4 separate regions of the Homo sapiens genome follow, and all the other regions are linked to region 4. A link is an interaction called in ENCODE POLR2A ChIA-PET data of the cell type or tissue named here. Cell type or tissue: GM12878. All regions are shown on one strand. Region 1 has its middle 25 kb from the start of ASCC1. Region 2 has its middle 24 kb from the start of DDIT4. Region 3 has its middle 25 kb from the start of DDIT4-AS1. Region 4 overlaps ASCC1 (activating signal cointegrator 1 complex subunit 1).

Region 1 (5,000 bases), 110 kb after region 4:
CCTGGTGGTAGGTTCACATGTCAGCAACCACGAGCTAATCTCACCTCACAGTTACTCTAATTTCTCGTGTCTGTCAAGTTTCCCAAGGAGGAGTTGTTTTCCCAAATCAGCCTGTTTCTTTTTATAATATAAGCTGTTTAGAGGCCAGGCACAGTGGCTCACACCTGTAATCCCAGCATTTTGGGAGGCCAAGGCGGGCAGATCACCTGAGGTCAGGAGTTCCAGGCCAGCCTAGCCAACATAGTGAAACCCCATCCCTAATAAAAATACAAAAATTAGGTGGGGCCAGGTGCGGTGGCTCACGCCCATAACCCCAGGACTTTGGGAGGCCGAGGTGGGCAGATCACCTGAGGTCAGGAGACCAGCCTGGCCAACATGGCAAAACCCTATTTCTAGTAAAAGTACAAAAATTAGCTGGTGTGGTGGTGCACGCCTGTAATCCCAACTACTCGGGAGGCTGAGGTGGGAGAATCTCTAGAACCCAGGAAACAGAGGTTGCAGTGAGCCAAGATCATGCCACTGCACTCCAGCCTGCGCAACAGAGTAAGACACTGTCTCAGAAAAAAAAAAAAAAAAAATAGCTGGGTGCAGTGGCACACGCCTGTAATCCCAACCACCCAGGAGGCTGAGGCAGGAGAATCTCTAGAACCTGGGAGGTGGAGGTTGCAGTGAGCCAAGACCGCACCACTGCATTCCAACCTGGGTGACAGTGAGACTCCGTCTCAAAAAAAAAACAAAAGAAAACCAAAAAAAACCTGTTTAGAGCAGGTAATGAAACAACATACAATTTGTTACAGCAATAGAGAGGATGTTCCTTTCCAAATGTCTGTCATTCTTTCAGCAGACGCTAGCACTGTGTGTCTAGTGTCTGCTAGATGCTAAGGATATGCTGTAAAACAAGACCCAGTCATCAACCTCAAGAAGTTTATAAATAAATATTAAGAGGAACAGAAAGGTCATTTTAAGTGTAATAATTGCTCTGATGGGGAAAGCATGAGGTGCTGGACAATCCCATAGCAGAGACAACTAATCCAGCTGGGCCAGGCATCAGAGAAGGCTTTAATGAAGGATGAGGTTTAGGCTGAGACCTGAAGAAAAAGTAAGTGGGGTGGGAAGGAAGAACTTTATAGGTGGAGGGAATACAATTTGCAGAGGCCCAAGGGTGGGAAAGGGCATCTTGCTTTTGTGGGGCTGCGGGTGGTTCGTTATGATTGATTCATAGGTGATAAGGGCAAGAATAAGGCAGAGGGTAGGACTCGTGGGCTTTGCTAAGGAATCTGAACTTCAACCAGAGGACAGTGGGGAACCACTGATGAGCTTGAGGCAGGAGCATGACAAGATCTGGTTATACTTCAGATAATTTACTTGGAGGGAATAGTGGAGAATTGGTGGTGGCGAGAGCCAGATTCCTTAGGAAGCCTTTGAGGTCGTCCAGGTAAGAGATGACTATAGGCCAAATTAAAGGTGTGGATATGACTGGGCGCAGTGGCTCATGCCTGTAATCCCAGTACTTTGGGAGGCCGAGGTGGGCGGATCACCTGAGGTCAGGAATTTGAGACCAGCCTGGCCAACATGTTGAAACTCCATCTCTACAAAAATACAAAAATTAGCCGGGCATGATGGTGGGTGCCTGTAATCCCAGCTACCCAGGAGGCTGAGGCAGGAGAATCACTTGAACCCAGGAGGCAGAGGTTGCAGTGAGCCAAGATCATGCCATTGCACTCCAGCCTGGGCGACAGAGTGAGACTGTCTCAAAAAAAAAAAAAAAAAAAAGATGTGGAGACAGAGGATGGACTTGATTTGAGAAGTGGCAGCGGGTAGTGGCTCACACCTGTAATCCCACACTTTGGGAGGCCCAAGTGGGAGGATCGCTTGAGGCCAGGAGTTAAGACCAGCCTGGCCAACATAGCAAGACCCCCACCTCTAAAAAAAAATTACAGATTAGCCATGCATGTTGGCACACACCTGTAGTTCTAGCTACTCCAGAGACCAAGGCAGGAGGAGTGCTTGAGCCCAGGAGCTCAAGGCTGCGGTAAGTTATGATCGTGCTATTGCCCGGGTGACAGAGCGAGACCCTGTCTCAAAAAAAAAAAAAGGCTGGCATGATGGCTCATGCCTGTAATCCCAGCACTTTGGGAGATGAAGGGGGGCAAATCACATGAGACCAGGAAGTTCGAGACCAGCCTGGCCAACATGGTGAAACCCCATATCTACAAAAAAGAGAAAAATTAGCCGGGCATGGTGGTGGGCACCTATACTCCCAGCTATTCAGGAGGCTGAGGCAGGAAAATCGCTTGAACCCGGGAGTCAGAGGTTGCAGTGAGCCGAGATTGCGCCATTGCACTCCAGCCTGGGCCAGAGCGAGACTCAAAAAAAAAAAAAAAAAAAAGTCATATACAGGATTCAGTGACTGGTGGAACTTGGATAACTCAGAGAGGACACCCAAGTTTTCTTGTGTCAGGAGCTGAGGGACTAGTGGTACCATTCACTGAGATGGGGTACAGAGAGGGAAGCAGGCTACAGAGTTGTTCAAAAGGCAAGTGACTCCACCGGTCTATAGTCTGGAGAGTGAGCTGGGCTGGAGTTAGATTTGAGACTCAGCAGCCTGGAGGTGTTTATTAAGACAAAGGTGGAGAGTGGATAGATTGTCCAGGGAGACAGCCCATGGAGTGAGGAGAGAATCACACCAGGGAGGGATCCTCAGGGCATGCAGACATATAAGGGACAGGCAAAGTAGGAAGATCCAGGAAAGCAACTGGCAGGAAGTCCCCAGAGAGACATGGAACAAGGAATACGGCGTCACAGAAACCAAGGGGAAAGCACATTTTGAGAAGAAGGCTGCAAACAGCAGTATATGGTGCAGCCAAGCAATTGAGACAAGGGATGGAGAAGGCTTACTGCAACCTCCGCCTCCTGGGTTCAAGCAATTCTCCTGCTTCAGCCTCCTGAGTAGCTGAGACTACAGGCGCCCGCCACCATGCCCAGCTAATTTTTGTGTTTTTAGTAGAGACGGAGTTTCGCCATGTTGGCCAGGCTAGTCTCTAACTCCTTACCTCGGGTGATCCACCCGTCTTGGCTTCCCAAAGTGCTAGGATTATAGATGTGAGCCACCACTCCCTGCCTGCTGTTGGGATCTTACCATGGAGACTGTTGGTGACTTTTTTTTTTTTTTTTTTTTGGAGACAACATCTCACTCTGCCACCCAGGTTGGAGTGCAGTGGCATGAGATCACAGCTCACTGTAACCTCGCCCTCCCAGGCTCAAGCAATCCTCCCATCTCAGTCTCCTGATTAGCTGAGACTACAGATGCATGCCACCACACCTGGCTAATTTTGTGTTTTTGGTAGAGACACGGTTTTGCCATGTTGCCCAGGCTGGTCTCAGACTCCTGAGCTCAAGCAATCCTCCCGCCCTGGCCTCCCAAAGTGCTGGGATTACAAGGTCACCGTGCCTGGCTGGTGACCTTGTCTTAAGAGCAGCCATCTCTGGGTAGCAGAGACAGAGCCAGAATGCTGTGGGGGAAGAGTGAGGGGAGGAGGGGAAAGTGGGGCTAAATCCAGGCAACACTTTCCAGAAGTTCAACGGGAAGGGGAAGCAAAAACTGAGGGACTGAGAGGGGGACAGTTAAAGGAGAATGCATAGCAAAGAGCTCGTTTTTTTCTTTTACAATGGGAGAGGTCAAAGAAAAAGGGGATAATTGGCCAGGCACGGTGGCTTACACCTGTAATCCAAGCACTTTGGGAGGCCGAGGCAGGTGGATCACCTGAGGTCAGGAGTTCGAGACCAGCCTGGCCAACATGGCGAAACCCCATCTCTACTAAAAGTACAAAAATTAGCCAGGCATGGTGGCAGGTGCCTGTAATCCCAGATACTCGGGGGGCTGAGACAGGAGAATCGCTTGAACCTGGGAGGCGGAGGTTGCGGTGAGCTGAGATCGCGCCATTGCACTCCAGCCTGGGCAACAAGAGTGAAACTCCGTCTCAAAAAAAAAAAAAGAAAGAAAGAAAAGAAAAAGGGGATAATTGACGGACGGATCCCTGAGGAAGTGGGAGGAGGTGAGAGCCAGAGCCTGGCTGGCGTGAGGCGGGAGAACAGGATGTGCTGCTGTGGGTAAATGTGTAGGAGGGGCAGCAGGAAGAGGGGGCATTCCCATCCAGTGGCCTCTCTTTTCTCAGTAAAGGAGAGGCAAGTTGGCCTACTGCCTGTGTCCCAGGGTCAGAAGGCTTGCCAAACCTATTCAGGGGCCTGTTGCAGTGAGAGGCCTTGCATTTACAGTAGCACCACTCTTTGGGGAAGTCCACCAGCAGCTCCCAGCAGCCTGGCAGGAGGAATGGAAAAAATGAGCAGTTGGTGGTTGAAGTCTTGCATGGTAGGGGTAAGGGGCTAAGCAAATTGTTGGACCAGGCTGGAGAGGGAGGGAAGTGAAAACAAAAAGAGGCCCCCAGAGAGAAACTAACAGGGTCAACCACTTATTGAGGGTCTACTATGACACAGGCAATGTGTAGGGAAAGAGAAATAAAAAGGTATGGCAGGCCGGGCACGGTGGCTCACGCCTGTAATCCCAGCACTTTGGGAGGCCGAGGTGGATGGATCACCCGAGGTCAGGAGTTCAAGATGAGCCTGGCCAACATGGTGAAACCCCGTCTCTACTAAAAATACAAAAATTAGCCGGGCATGGTGACGCACGCTTGTCGTCCCAGCTACTTGGGAGGCTGAGGCAGAAGAATTGCTTGAACCCGGGACGCGGAGGTTGTAATGAGCCGAGATCGCACTGTTGCACTCCAGCCTGGGCGAAAGAGCGAGACTCCGTCTCAAAAAAAAAAGGGCAATAGTTTCCAAACCTGGCATTCTTCAGAATTAAGCTGAAAAAAATAAAAAATGCAGAATCCTGGCTTCATTCCTGGGGTCTAGTAGGTCTAAGGGAAAGGGGGGTTGCACATGACAGTTATGTAGTCAGATCTGGAAGCCTCTTGGACCCATAGAAGAGGCAGAGGAGTAAA
Region 2 (5,000 bases), 160 kb after region 4:
GTAGGTAAGGTCCTTCCTAGGGTCCCTCAAAATCACGCCTGCTGCCCACTGCACAAATCCTGCCTGGTCCCAGAGAGGGACCACACACAGAGGAAGGGAGAACATAGTGCCAGTCCCTGAGGAAGCTCCCCTCTGCTGGAGAAACGAGAGGCAACTGGATCCCCCAATACTGCATCACTCCAGCTAAACATGGAGGGCCTTCGGAGGCATGGCAGGCAGTCGCCCGGGCTACAGCAACCAGAAGGGCTTCAAGGACCCTCCAGGGAGCAACAGGAGCCAGGGTGAGGGGGTGGGGAGGGGGATGGGCACTGGATGTGATGAGGACTGACTTGGGACGACTGACATGGGACCAGCGAGGAAGGGGTGGGCACTCTCCCAGGGCAAGACCCTCACTTTCCAATCCGTTTCCCCCTGACTGGCACCTGTAGTACAAGGTGCAGAGGGGGTCAGGAGGTGGGTTCTGAAGCCCTGGCATTGGGGTGTTACCAATGGGCACCCATTCAATATCTCTTCAGTTCCTCCTTTGGAGAAACCCTCTTCCCTCCTTCCTTTTCAGCCCATTGGAGCAGGTGAGGCTGCAGGTGTGGGGCCTGTGAACAGATTTGCCAATCAACACAGGGTTATTCCTGCCTTGCCCCTGGTATCTGTGTGGTCACATGACCCCAACTGTCCAGTTACAGTGAAACCCGGGACATGTGTCACAATTCCCAAGGACAGAGCCTCTTTCTACTCAACTGGAACTTGGGATGATGTGCCCCTGCAGCTGCAGCAGGTGCTCATGGAGCCCAAACACTTCCCAAGACAGCAAAGGCAAAGTACAAACAAGTACAAAGACTCTGGGAAATGAGTCTTCATGACGTCGTGGTGTCGCCAGATCGAGTCATGCCTGGGGTTCTCAGTTTCCTGAGCCAGTAGATTCCCTTTTTAGCATAAATCAGTTTGAGTCAGGTTTTCTGGCATTTGCATCATTAAGAGTCTGACATTCATATGGTGAATTTTCTTTTCTTTTTTTTCTTTTTTTTTTTTTGAGATGGAGTTTCGCTCTTGTTGCCCAGGCTGGAGTGCAATGGTGCGATCTCGGCTCACCGCAACCTCTGCCTTCTCCTGGGTTCAAGCGATTCTTCTGCCTCAGCCTCCTGAGTAGCTGGGATTATAGGCATGCGCCACCATGACCGGCTACTTTTGTATTTTTAGTAGAGACGGGGTTTTTTCCATGTTGGTCAGGCTGGTCTCAAACTCCGGACCTCAGGTGATCTGCCCGCCTCGGCCTCCTAAAGTGCTGGGATTACAGGCGTGAGCCACCGCGCCCGGCCATGGGTCTGTTCTTAAATGGGGCTTCCAGAGGGAACCTCAGCCTGTTTTGAAATAACAAGGATCCAGGCACGGTGGCTCACGCCTATAATCCCAGGACTTTGGGAGGCTGAGGCGGGCGGATCACGAGGTCAGTAGTTTGAGACCAGCCTGACCAACATGGAGAAACCCCATCTCTACTAAAAATACAAAATTAGCCGGGTGTGGTGGCGCATGCCTGTAATCCCAGCTACTCAGGAGGCTGAGGCAGGAGAATTGCTTGAACCCGGGAGGCGGAGGTTGCGGTAAGCCGAGATCGCGCCATTGCACTCCAGCCTGGGAAACAAGAGCGAAACTCCATCTCAAAAAAAGAAAAGAAAAGAAGAGAAAGGACAATAAGGAGTTAGAAACACTTTCTCCCTTCCCTCCTTCCCGAGGGGCGGGCTCCATCTTCTTTATTTTTTATTTTTAGAGAAGAGGTCTCCCTATCTTGCCCAGGCTGGTCTCAAACTCCTGGTCTCAAGCGATCCTCCGGCCTCGGCCTCCCAAAGTGCTGGGTTTAAGACGTGAGCCACCGCGCCCTGCCTCCATGTTCTTTAATCTGCTGTCCCTGGCCCAGGGACCTCCGCAGATAAAGCTCGGTTTCCCCTTTCTGACGCTGTTACCAGTTTGCGGCGGTTAACCCCCCAGAGAGAGCCTGACGCAGATTTGCTGCAGGAAACCACCGAGTCTCACGGCTTGGCACGAACTCTTCCTTCCGGGCCGGCCAGGATGCCTGAGCGTGGGGGTGGGCAGGGCACCTCCTACTTCCCCCCGCAGATAACCACCAACCCGGCCACATCATTCTCACATCTGGGAACTGAGCTCACTCGAGGCTTTTCTCACGTAGCCTCCTTTGAACCTGTTTCCTCATCTGTAAAATGGGGCTAAGGATAGCATCCACCTATTTCAGGGTCGTTTTGAGGGAATCCTGGAGAGAAAACTAGGGTTTTCAGCAAAAGGATCGGCACAAAGTAGATGTTCGCCGCTCCCCTCCCTCCTTCCCGCTCCCCCGGGCAGGAAGGCTCGCGTGCGCGAGGCCACAGCGCAAGCGGGTGCAGAGCAGGATTCGAACAGGGTTCCATGCAACTCCGTGCCCAGGGTCCTACCACCGCCTGAGCTCAGCGGTCTTCAGCCAGCGGGGCCCTTCCACCCCCTTCCTTAATAGTTTTCCTCCTCCGCCTCCTGCACGGCCTCCGCCTCCGCCTGACCGTCCTCGGAAACCTCCCAGCCGCAGCCCGGCCCTCCCCAGCGGCCTGAGTGGCCTCCTCCCGCGGCGCCCCCCAGCTCCGCACCTCCCCAGCCCCGCCCGAGGCGCGCCCAGCGAGCGTGACCCCGACCCAGGGCCACGGCTGCGCCCGTAGGATCGCGGGCGCGCGGGTCTCCATGAGGGACTGGGAGAGATGCGTCACCCGCTAATCCCTCAACTGGGTCGCACCCGGTCTGCCTTGGTTGGTCCCTTCTGATGGCGGAGGCGGGACCTCGACTTGGTGGCCAATGAGGAGCCTCGTGGGGGTGCTCTCGGCTGCCATGGCAACGGAGGGGCCGCCCGCTTCCCCGCGGGGCGAGGCCGGCTCTCCCAGGACTGGCCACATTGCAGTCACGCGCTGTGGCCCCAGTCCTGTTAGCATGAGGTGGGGGTCAGAAGTTGAGGAACAACTCGGACCTAAAGCCTTGACAATTGCCAACAGTGTAGACAAGTCCCAGCATGCCCAAAATTTATAAGAGAAGGCTGCCTGGAAGAGGGACACGATGAGGAGGGTCTGCTGAAACGGACAAAGAAACCCAGTTCAGTGCAGTGGAGTGGACATGGCACGGGCAGGGCACGGAGTGGGGTCGGTGCTTAGTAAGCGGATTAGGGTTTCCAAGCCAAGACCCACCCAGGGCAGGATGGGGAACCAAGGTGAGCAGGTGCGCTGAATTGTGGGTCTCACACTGTCCTTCAGTGTCCCGCAGGAAGAGAGAGCTAAGGATCACCAGGGTCATTCCCCTGCCTCAGGCAGCCTGCACTCCACCTTAGGTACAGTCATGTCCGGTCTTCAGCATTCATTAACCTCGTATTCTTCCCAGGAAGAGGAAGGTGACCAGGTTCATTGTCCCCATTTCATAAATGAGAAAACTGATGCCTGCCTGCTAAAGTAGCTCACCCTTGGGCCGTGGGGCCTGGCATTGGGCCCAAGCGGGGCCCTTCCAGGGAAGCCCCAGCCCGCAGTTCTGACGTTGCCCACCCTTGCTGATGGTGCAGGGATGTCAGGGGCAACTGAGCCCCATGTTTAACGAGGCAGGTGAGCTGGGGTCAGAACCCTGCCCTGGCCTCTGATGGCCCTGGGTGGGGATGTGTCTAACTCCCTCCTCAGTCACTCTGGGAGGGAGTCCAGTGTTGCCCCACGCTCGTGGCCTCCAGAAGCCCACAGTCTAATGGGGAGACAGACCCTACAGGGACCACATGATGTGAGAAATGCTGCAGGGGTGACGTGGACAAAGCACAGGGGAGCACAGGAGAAGGGGTGCCTGAGTCGGCCCAGGGAAGTCAGGGAAGGCCTCACAGCGGAGGCAACCCCAACACAAGATGCAGAGTGCTTGCTAGGCAGCCAAGCAAGGGGACGGTCGCCATCCCAGGCAGAGGGAGCAAAGGCCTAGAGGCCACCTGTCTGCAAAGCCTAGAGGCATCCCTGAGAGTGGCTCCGAAGAACAAGTCTAGGAGTGTGGACTACAACTTTAGGCAAGGCCCAGGCTGCAAAGTGAATACCAAAGACAGGGCTGTGTGCTCCACAGTTGGGTGCTTTCAGCCCCCTTCTGAATCAGCAGGCACCCACATACACTTTTCTCTAACTGGCAGATTCACAGAACCCCAAGAACCTTTCTCAGGACCCCACTTTGAGAAGTATTGGATTAGAAGTTAACACTGTCCGGCTCACAGTGGCTCACGCCTGTAATCCCAGCACTTTGGGAGGCTGAGGAGGGCGGATCTCTTGAGGTCAGGAGTTCAAGACCAGCCTGGCCAATATGGTAAAACCCCATCTCTACTAAAAATCCAAAAATTAGCCGGGTGTTGTGGCACACGCCTGTAGTCCCAGCTACTCGGGAGGCCAAGGCACGAGAATCGCTTCAACTGTTAGGCAGAAGTTGCAGTGGGCCAAGATCACGCCACTGCACTCCAGCCTGGCTGATGGAGTGAGACTCTGTCTTGAAAAAAAAAAAAAAAAAAAAGGCCGGGCACAGTGGCTTACATCTGTAATCCCAGCACTTTGGGAGGCTGAGGTGGGTGGATCACCCGAGGTCAGCAGTTCGAGACCGGCGTGGCCAACGTGGCGAAACCCTGCCTCTACTAAAAATACAAAAAAAAAAATTAGCTGGGCCCGTGGTGGTGTGCGCCTGTAATCCCCGCACTTGTGGAGGCTGAGGCAGGCGGATCACTTGAGATCAGGAATTTGAGACCAGCCTGGCCAACGTGGTGAAACCCCATCTCTACTAAAAATATGAAACTTAGTCCAGCGTGGTGGTGGGCGCCTGTAATCCCAGCTACTTGGGAGGCTGAGGCAAGAGAATCACTTGAACCCAGGAGGCAGAGGTTGCAGTGAGTTGAGATCGTACCATTGTACTCCAGCCTGGGCGACAGAGCGAGACTCTGTCTCCAAAAAAAAAAAAAAAAAAAAAAAGGAAGTTAACAC
Region 3 (5,000 bases), 120 kb after region 4:
TCAAGACCCATCTCCAAATAAGGTCACATTCTGAGATACTGGGGTTAGGACTTCAAAATACAAATTGGAGTGGGGACAACACAATTCAACGTGCAACAACAATCTCTAACCCAGCCCTCTCTTTATTTTATTTATTTATTTTTATTTATTTATTTATTTATTTTTTGAGATGGAGTCTCGCTCTTGTTGCCCAGGCTGAGTGCAATGGTGCAATCTTGGCTCACCGCAACCTCCACCTCCTGGGTTCAAGTGATTCTCCTGCCTCAGCCTCCTGAGTAGCTAGGATTACAGGCATGCACCAACATGCCCAGCTAATTTTGTATTTTTAGTAGAGACAGGGTTTCACCATGTTGGTCAGGCTGGGCTCCAACTCCCAACCTCAGGTGATCCACTCGCCTCGGCCTCCCAAAGTGCTGGGATTACAGGCGTGAGCCACTGCGCCCAGCTATTTATTTTTTGAGATGGAGTCTCGCTCTGTCGCCCAGGCTGGAGTCCAGGGGCGTTACCTCAGCCCACTGCAACCTCTGCCTCCCAAGTTCAAGTAATTCTCCTGCCTCAGCCTCCCAAGTAGCTGGGATTACAGGTATGTGTCACCACACCTGGCTAATTTTTGTGTTGTTAGTAGAGATGGGGTTTCACCATGTTGGCCAGACTGGTCTCGAACTCCTGACCTCAAGTAATCCCCCCTCCTCAGTCTACCAAAATGCTGAGATTACAGGTGTGAGCCACCGTGCTCAGCCTCCAGCTGTTATTTTTATTGACAAAGTTATGAAAATATTTGAGTGGGAAAGTGATTTGCACAGGCTCCATCAAGTTGACAAAACCAAGATCGGAACACAGGTCTTTTGGGGCCCCCAGCCTTCAGCAGACTTCCCCAGGAGTAGCAGTATTGCCTGCTTTTGGAAACCTCTTCTCCAAGAAGGGAATCCCTGAGCTTGGGCCAGTCTAGGAAGCACCCAGTTGAATCTACAGGCCTAGGACACATGAAAACCCTTTTACCAACCAACATCTGGAAAGGGACTCTGCAATGCCAGGGTAGAAGGAGCCTTATTCATGGAGCTTCATAGAGGCACTGGGTCTTATTTTCTTTGAGACGGAGTTTCACTCTTCTTGCCCAGGCTGGAGGGCAGTGGTGTGATCTCGGCTCACTGCAACCTCCGCCTCCCGGGTTCAAGCGATTTTCCTGCCTCAGCCTCCCGAGTAGCTGGGATTACGGGCATGCACCACCATGCCCAGCTAATTTTTGCATTTTTTTAGTAGAGATGGGGTTTCTCTATGTTGGTCAGGCTGGTCTCAAACTCCCGACATCAGGTCCTCCGTCTGCCTCAGCCTCCCAAAGTGCTGGGATTACAGGCATGAGCCACCCCCTCCGGCTTGGGTCTTATTTTCAATGGCCAGGCCTCTCATTAACGTGGCAGGAATGCAGCCTGTGCGGAGCTCCCAACAGTGCAGTTTGCCAGAAGTTGGCTGGGATTGTGCTGGGTTTCTCAAGGTTCCCCTCCTTGTTCACTCTCTTCAGACCCACCTTTGCCTGCAGCTGGCAAGCAGCTGATAGATCTCTATTTTGCTGTTGTGAGAATTCACCAAAAAGGCACTTCTAAAAGCCTCATGCAACTAGCAGGAGAAACATAGGTTTAGAGCCTTGCTCCTGCAGCTTCAAAAACAAGGAGGCAAAAATTGAGATTGAATATAGCACAGAGTGTGGGTGACACCAAACCACGGACTGAGTTGATAGGCTGCAGGGAAGGAAGTGAAAAGTTCACCTTGTCCTTCCGTCTAACAGAGGACTGCTGGTTTTGCAGAGGTTTGCTTTTTTTTTTTTTTCCATTCAATAAAAATAGCTCGGTGGGACAACATATTATAGCATTCGTGGAAATAAAAACTAGGAACCACATCATAGGATGTTCTGCTCCAAACTTGGCGCTGATCCCCCAGGCAGCTCCAAGTTCCCTCTGATTCAGGCAGCAGCGACGGAGGCCCTCCCCTGTCCCAGGTGGGACCCGGCCTTCAGAGAGGAAGGGAGGTGGTGGTATGAGGCATCAGCTGTTTCCTTTGCCTGTGGGCCAAGATCCTTGCCATGGCAGAAATACAACTTTGTCCCCAGTGTCTGCCTTCTGCACTGTAAAAAGCAAGTTTCCATCACAAAGGGTTGCGATTCAGGAAACCAGGGTTAGAGGCAAACGGGTCTTATTTGAAAATGGTAAAACCTGGCCAGGCCTTGGACTTCCTGCATTGGTTGCTCTCCTGGGACCTGGGACCAGCCCAGCAGGGTGGGGTGGGGCAGCAATGCAGGTTACAGGATGTGAAAGTGGGGACTGAGGTTAGGAAAAAGAATAAAAGGCTGTGACCAGAACACACCCAGCAGAGGCCATGTGCAGTTCTCTTCTTCAGGGTTTCCTGTGGGTACACTGAGAACATTGTGTTCTGGCTGAGAACTTATCCGGCGGAGCCTGCTGCATACGTGGCCCCTGGGTCCTAGTGCTGCCTCTTACCTAGCCTCAGGCCTGGCTCCCCTGCCTGCACCTGCGTGCAGCCCACTGTATGACCCAGGGAGGCTGTCTCCATTGTGTCCTCCTGCTGGGTGAGGCCCCCGGCCACCAGACTCCGAGCACTTAAGATTCTGACCCATCCCGCATTTCCAAAGCATCTTCAGCGTGCCGGGTGCCATCACACAGTCGCGTTTCATATCCCTCATAACAAAACATCCTTCAGATGACAAAACTGAGGTTCAGGGAAACTGAGAGGAACAACCAACATCAGTATTTATTTTTATTTATTTATTTTAGAAAGGGGGGTTTCACTTCCACCCAGGTTGGAATGCAGTGGTGCGTTCATAGCTCACTGCAGCTTCCAACTCCGGGCCTCAAGTGAACCTCAGCCTCCTGAGCAGCTGGGACTACAGGCACGCACCACCACCCCTGGCTCATTTTTGTATTTTTTGTAGAGACAGGGTCTCATTATGTTGCCCAGGCTGGTCTCGAACTCCTGGGCTCAAGCAACCCTCCCGCCTCGGCTACCCAAAATGTTGGGATTAAGACATAAGCCACTATGTGCCTGGCCTATGCCAGTATTTATTTATTTATTTATTTATTTATTTATTTATTTATTTATTTATTTATTTATTTTTGAAATGGAGTTTTGCTCTTGTTGCCCAGGCTGGAGTGCAGTGGCATGATCTCGGCTCACCGCAACCTCTGCCTCCCGGGTTTAAGCAGTTCTCCTGCTTTAGCCTCCCGAGTAGCTGGGATTATAGGCACCCACCACCACACCGGGCTAATTTTTGTATTTTTAGTAGAGACAGGGTTTCACCATGTTGGCCAGGCTGATCTTGAACACCTGACCTCAGGTGATCCACCTGCCTCAGCCTCCCAAAGTGCTGAGATGACAGGCGTGAGCCACCATGCCTGGCTGCCACTATTTATTAAAGGTTCTTGGATGCAGGTCTCATGTCACTTCGGGATAACTGATTTTGAGGCATTATTTCAAACTCTTGCAATGAATGTGAGCATTTTCTCTCAAAGTTTCTCTCCAGGTGATTTTGAGAATAGATGCTTTCTCTTTTTTATTTTTTGTTTGCTTGAGACAGGGTCTCATTCTGTCGCCCAGGCTGGAGTGTGCAGTGGCGTGATCTTGGCTCATTGCAGCTTCAACCTCCCTGGATCAATTGATCCTCCTGCCTCATCCTCCTGAGTAGCTGGGACTACAGGTTTGCACCACCAAGCCCCGCTAATTTTTTTTTTTTTTTTTTTTTTGAGACGGAGTCTCTTTCTGTCGCCCAGGCTGGAGTGCAGTGGTGCAATCTCGGCTCACTGCAACCTCCACCTCCCGGGCTCAAGCAGTTCTTCTGCCTCAGCCTCCCGAGTAGGTGAGACTACAGGCATGCGTCACCACGCCTGGCTAATTTTTGTATTTTTAGTAGAGACGGGGGTTTCACCATATTGGCCAGGCTGGTCTCGAACTCCTCACCTTGTGATCTGCCCGCCTTAGCCTCCCAAAGTGTTAGGATTACAGGCATAAGCCACCATGCGCAGCCAATTCTCTTATTTTGTTGTTGTTATTGTTGTAGAGACAGATCTCACTGTGTTGCCCAGGCTGGTATTGAACTCCTGGACTCAAGCCTTCCTCCCACCTCAGCCTCCCAAAGTGCTGGGATTACAAGGTGTGAGCCACCACACCTGGTTGGTACTTTCTTAATGATTCTCTGAAATAGATAAAAGCTCAGGCAGGTGGGCCCAGAGCTGTCCAGAGGAGCCTGAGCCTGAGTCCCGCCCTGGCCTGCTCAGAGCCAGGAGAGTCTGCCCTCTGCATGAACTCCCTCAACTGCTGATCTGCTGCCATAAGCCTCTATGCAGCAGCCACATCAGCCTCTGGATTCTTCTGTGCTGTGTAAGGTCCTGGAACTCAGAGGCATATGCTGGGTCCCATAGCCAAGGATCAGTGGGCCAGCAGAGGAGAGGGGACTTAGGAGGGGGATGGAGGCTCTCCAGTTAGATCTTTGCAATTCTTTGGGTTTTTTTGTTTGTTTCTTTCTTTGTTTTGTTTTTTTTTTTTTTTTAATAATAAAGACAAGATCTCACTATGTTGCCCAGGCTGGTCTCAAACTCCTAAGCTCAAGTGATCCTCCCACCTCGGCCTCCCAAAGTGCTAGGATTACATGCGTGAGCCACTGTGCCTGGCCATCTTTGAAAAAAAATTTTTTTTTTTTTTGATGGAGTCACTCTGTCGCCCAGGCTGGAGTGCAGTGGTGCGATCTTGGCTCACCACAACCTCTGCCTTCCGGGTTCAAGCAATTCTCCTGCCTCAGCTTCCCGAGTAGCTGGGATTACAGGTGCATGCCATCACGCCCTGCTAATTTTTTTTGTATTTTTAGTGGAGATGGGGTTTTGCCATGTTGGCCAGGCTGGTCTCAAACTCCTGACCTCAGGTGATCTGCCTGCCTTGGCCTCCCAAGGTGCTGGGATTACAGGCATGAGCCACTGCTCCCAGCCCATCTTTGCAAT
Region 4 (5,000 bases):
TGGCCAAGATGGTGAAACCCTGTCTCTACTAAAAATACGAAAATTAGCTGAGCGCGGTGGCAGGTGCCTGTAATCCCAGCTACTCAGGAGGCTGAGGCAGGAGAATTGCTTCAACCTGGGGGGCGGAGGTTGCAGTGAGCTGAGATGGCGCCACTGCACACTCCGGCCTGGGCGACAGAGCAAGACTCCATTTCAAAAAAATAAAATAAAAATACACACACACACACACACACACACACACACACACACACTCAACTGGAACAAGTTCAAAGTTTTGGATTCTATTACCTACCCAAACAAGAGTATATAGGCTTTAACTGAGTTATTTGAAGCTCTCTTAATCTCAGTGTTCTCAAAAGTAAAATAGAGATTTATTTATAAGTCTTAAATAAAATTCAATATGGCATCACAAAATAGTAGTATTTTAGAACTAATAACTAGATAGCTACAAATTTCTTGGTCCTACCATGACTGTAACTAAACGGGGTTAATTATCAAATGATTGCCAGTTGGGATCTTTGGTACATATCTGAGAGAAATTAAAAGACGTGCCTTAACTAAAAGGGACACACAAATTGTCCTAACTAAAAACCTACAAATAGTCAATGATTCAAGTCCTGATGGAGTTATCTTCTCCTCTAGATAGATTTTTTTTTTTTTTTTTTTTTTGAGAAGGAGTCTTGCTCTGTTGCCAGGCTGGAGTGCGATCTCGGCACACTGTAACCTCCGCCTCCCAGGTTCAAGCGATTGTCTTGCCTCAACCTCCCAAGTAGCTGGGATTACAGGCATGTGCCACCACACCCGGCTAATTTTTGTATTTTTAGTAGAGACGGGGTTTCACCATGTTGGCCAGGCTGGTCTTGAACTCCTAAATGCAAGTGATCCACCCGCCTCAGCCTTCCAAAGTGCTAGGATTACAGGCATGAGCCACCGCACCTGGCCCCCACCTAGATTTTCTAAAACCAAGGTCAGGGCTCAAGAAAGGAAATGAAACCGGAATACGTGACCTTGGTGCTGCTAGTGTATTTTGAACCACGAGTCTTGGAAGGAAGAGCTGCATATGGCTTGAATGTGTGACTCCTGATCCGATGCTGAAGGTACTAGAGAAGCTTTCACTTTGGAGATAGGGACAGGAAGAAAAGAAAACTTCTTTTTGAAATAAACAACTATCCCAAATCAAGGATTAAAACAAGGCATTTTTATAAAAAGGCTCAGAGTCCATGAAGAAAAAAACTATTATTTTAACACAAGGTTTCTCAACCTCTGTGCTACGACATTTTGGGAAGAATAATTCTTTGTCATGGGGGACCGTCCCATGCATTGTAGAGTGTTAGACAGCACCCACTAGGTGCCAGCAGCAACCCATCTCCAGCTCCCTAACTATGATAACCAAAAATGTCTCCAGACAATGCCAAATGTCATCTGGGGGCAAAATAACCCCCAGTTGAGAAACACTGATTTAACATTTACTTTCACTAGCTCACCTTCCTTTCTTTTTTCTCTTTAAAAAAAAAAAAAGCCACCAAGTATTGCATGCGACATACTTATGCCAAAAATTTATTCACTGTTTATATAAAATTTACCAGAGCATCCTGTATTTGTATTTGCTAAATATGGCAATCCTATGTGTGACAGAAATAAAAGATCTGGAAGCCACAGTTCCATGCTATATATGTTCTTGCCCACCTCTACTATGCTCATCAGAATAAGCTAAGAGGTCTAAAAAAGAAGCTATATCAGAGATTCTTTGATAGCTCATTCTACCTAAACCTCAGAGATGCCACAAGGCCGCTGATCACAAACTGTGCTATAGTTCTCTGGGGGACTTACCATTGGGGTCTTTCCTGAATAGTGTATTCATAACTGTAGCATGCAGTTTCACACTATTCCACTCTTTCACTATTAGTCCAGATGCCTGAAAACGTTCCAGCACTCGATCAACTAATTCTTGTAGCCTGGAGAAATTGGAGAAAAGTAATGCAGAAATCTTAGTAAACTTCTGAACATGCGATTACCAATTCAACAATGTTTATGGAGCATGTGCTCTGTGCTAATCACCATACAAAGCCCTGCATCACAGGAGGAAGAATAAGAGACTCATCTCCCACCATCATGGAGCTAAAGATCAGTCTTGTTTGTCTGCTTAACAGATAGTAGAAATAAATGATGGCAATATATTATGGTGAGCGTGAAGGGAGTGATCAACTCTACATGGAGAGGGCCAGGTTTCCACAGGAGGTTTAGACATAGTCTGGAATGATCATTAAAGATTTGCAAATAACACCAGGGAAGGAGGGGCACTTCAAGTAGAAGAAGAAACAGCAAGTGCAAAGATGCCAAGGCATGCAAGATCACAGCATATTCAAAAAACTGTCAATTATTTACAATACAGTTATGACAGAGAGTGACAGAAAAGGGACAATGGAGATGAGCTAAGTCTATAAGCAGTGGTCAGATTAGGGAAGCCACAGAAAGACTTTCAAAAGGGAATTATGTGGTCTGATGTCCATTTTTGAAAGCTGACTCAATAGCAGAGTGGGAAGGGCTTTAGAAGAGGAACAGCTACAGAGGTCAGTCAGCTAGGTGGCTACTTCAACAGTCAACATCACTATGATGTGTCAGGCACAGTTCTAAGCACTTTTTATCTGTTAAATCATTTAATCCTCATAACCAATTATTATCCCTATTTACCAATACAGAAGCCAAGGCACAGAGAAGTTACAAAACTTGACCAACTTCACAAAACTAAGTGGCAAATCCAAAATTAGAAGGGGCCGGGTGCAGTGGCTCATGTCTGTGATCCCAGCACTTTGGAAGGCTGAGGCAGGCTGATCACTTGAGGTCAGGAGTTTGAGACCAGCCTGGCCAACATGGTGAAACCCCATCTCTACTAAAAATACAAAAACTAGCCAGGTGGTAGTGGCGCGTGCATGGTGGCTCACACCTGTCATCCCAGCACTTTGGGAGGCCAAAGAGGGAAGATCACTTGAGGCCAGAAGTTCAAGATCCACTTGAGCAATATAGCAATACCTCGTCTCTACAAGAAAAATTTTTTAAATTAGCTGGGCATGGTGGCATGCACTTGTAGTCCCAGCAACTCGGGAGGCTGAAGCAGGAGGATAGCTTGACCCCAGGAGTTCAAGGCTGCAGTGAGCTGTGATTGTGCCACTGCACTCTAGCCTGGGCAGCAGAGTGAGATCACGTCTCTTAAAAAAAGAAAAACAACAATAACAAAAAACAACCCTCGGTTTCCTATGGTCTTCCAAGTAAGAGTCCAATCCTTCCTGACCCATGTGGCCTTCACAGCTTGGCTTCAGCCTGCCTTTCTGTTTCATTGCTGCCCTTCCCTTTCTATAGATTTTCTCCAGTCCTTGAATGTATTATGTTCTTTGATATTGAATCTCTCAATTACTTAGGACAAACATTGTTTTAGAATCACCTTCACTTCTTTGACTCCCTTATACCAGGGCATCTCACTTCTCACCACTTCCAGTGCCACTGTCCCAGCCACCTGGGAACCAGCAAAGACAACTGATAAGGATGAGGAAATAAGAACAGGAAGACTTCAGAGAGGCTGAAATGAGAATTACAAGGGGGAAAAAAGGAATAACCGTACAGTACAACACTCGAGAAAAGAAAAAAAGCAAAAATATGCCTCCTTGTTTCTCACAATTAGAGTCCTCTATCAGAGCAGTTTTGCTAGCACACTGGGGATAGAAATCTTCTGACGGAGGAGCCAGAGAGGAGGGAAGGCAGGAAGTGCACATAACTCTGTCAAGAAACTTGAAAGGAAGGAGAGAAACGAATACCTGGGGAATCTGAAGATACAGAGTTGAGTGAGGGCTGTGTGTGTTTTCAATGAGGAGAAAAAGTTGCAAACGCTTACTGACAAGAAATTATCCAACAGAGAAAGAAAAGGAAACCAGGCAATAGGGGAAATGGACAGAACAAGACCTCAAAGGATGGTGTGTTCACAGGTGATAGGAACACAGCAGTGAACAAAACAAGCCCCACCCTTGTGCAGCTCACATTCAGGTAGGAGGAATGAACAAACACACACGCACACCTCTGGGTGCCACATGCCTTGAAGGAGATGAAACGGCAGAGAGGGAGTAGAGTGTGAATGGGGGTGGGGGCACTATGTTAAGTAGAGTGATCAGGAAGGGTCTCCCTAATAAAGTGACATTTGACAGAGACCTGAGGGAAAAGCATTCTGGAGAGAGGAAACAGCAAATACGCATTTCTGAGACAGGCATATGCACAGAAGGACTGAGGAATAGAAAGGATGCCAGTGTCTGCAGTGAAACTAGGAAGAGAGAAGTGATGAAGTCGGAGAGGTGTGACCAGGTTAGCTGAAGCTCTCAGGCCCATGGAACGACTTCAGTAGTTACAGAGTGAGGTGGGAGCTTTTGGAGGGTGTTAGGCAGAAGACTGACATGATCTGGCTGCTGTGTGGAGGACAGACAGCAGTGGAGGCAGGACAGAAGCAGGAAGGCAGTTAGGAGGCTGTGGCAATCACCCAGATGGCTGGGACAGTGGCACTGTAAGTGGTGAGAAGTGAGATTCTCTGGTATAAGGGAATCAAAGAAGTGAAGGTGACTCTAAAACAATGTTTCTCCTGAGTATTTGAGAGATTGAATGTCAAAGAACACAATACATTCAAGGACTGGAGAAAATCTGTAGAAAGGGAAGGGCAGGCTGAAGCCAAGCTGTGAAGGCCACATGGGTCAGGCAGCATTGGACTCTTACTTGGTAAGCCATAGGAAACCGAGGGTTGTTTTTTGTTGTTGTTGTTGTTGTTTTTCTTTTTTTAAGAGACATGATCTCACTCTGCTGCCCAGGCTAGAGTGCAGTAGCACAATCACAGCTAACTGCAGCCTTGAACTCCTGGGGTCAAGCTATCCTCCTGCCTCAGCCTCCCAAGTTGTTGGGACTACAAGTAAATGCCACTGAGAGGTTAAGCCAGCTGGACTTCCTGGGTTGAATGGGGGACTTGGAGA

What was found. ChIA-PET counts read pairs that join two places held together with the same protein. Peaks named below come from ENCODE experiments on the same cell type or tissue, not always from the same donor. Only the 100,000 strongest peaks of a DNase experiment are listed, where the experiment ranks them.
Region 1: POLR2A ChIA-PET joins it to region 4 with 7 read pairs; 8 of 35 experiments call an interaction of 5 or more read pairs at or near these places.
Region 2: POLR2A ChIA-PET joins it to region 4 with 6 read pairs; 4 of 35 experiments call an interaction of 5 or more read pairs at or near these places.
Region 3: POLR2A ChIA-PET joins it to region 4 with 6 read pairs; 8 of 35 experiments call an interaction of 5 or more read pairs at or near these places.

The regions. Positions count from the first base shown.
Region 1 is chr10:72,238,681-72,243,680 of GRCh38, forward strand. No RefSeq gene overlaps it. Among named protein-coding and RNA genes, the nearest start is that of ASCC1, 25 kb to the left of the region's middle. In GM12878, no CTCF peak of the experiment used is centred here; no DNase peak of the experiment used is centred here.
Region 2 is chr10:72,295,344-72,300,343 of GRCh38, forward strand. No RefSeq gene overlaps it. Among named protein-coding and RNA genes, the nearest start is that of DDIT4, 24 kb to the left of the region's middle. RefSeq lists enhancers at 528-822, 1,827-2,126, 2,778-3,434, 3,047-3,136 and a silencer at 2,487-2,756. In GM12878, no CTCF peak of the experiment used is centred here; DNase peaks (open chromatin) are centred at 801, 2,098 and 2,798; H3K4me3 peaks cover 2,092 bases; H3K27ac peaks cover 4,084 bases.
Region 3 is chr10:72,246,571-72,251,570 of GRCh38, forward strand. No RefSeq gene overlaps it. Among named protein-coding and RNA genes, the nearest start is that of DDIT4-AS1, 25 kb to the right of the region's middle. RefSeq lists enhancers at 1,330-1,897, 1,898-2,466, 2,467-3,033, 2,502-2,601. In GM12878, no CTCF peak of the experiment used is centred here; DNase peaks (open chromatin) are centred at 1,741 and 2,331; H3K4me3 peaks cover 2,000 bases; H3K27ac peaks cover 3,328 bases.
Region 4 is chr10:72,131,227-72,136,226 of GRCh38, forward strand. ASCC1 (activating signal cointegrator 1 complex subunit 1) reads right to left here. Exons shown (of 10, transcript NM_001198800.3): 8 at 1,831-1,955. Among named protein-coding and RNA genes, the nearest start is that of SPOCK2, 45 kb to the left of the region's middle. In GM12878, a CTCF peak has its summit at 1,338 (motif pointing right); DNase peaks (open chromatin) are centred at 1,065, 1,835, 2,475, 4,375 and 1 weaker place; H3K4me3 peaks cover 839 bases; H3K27ac peaks cover 4,326 bases.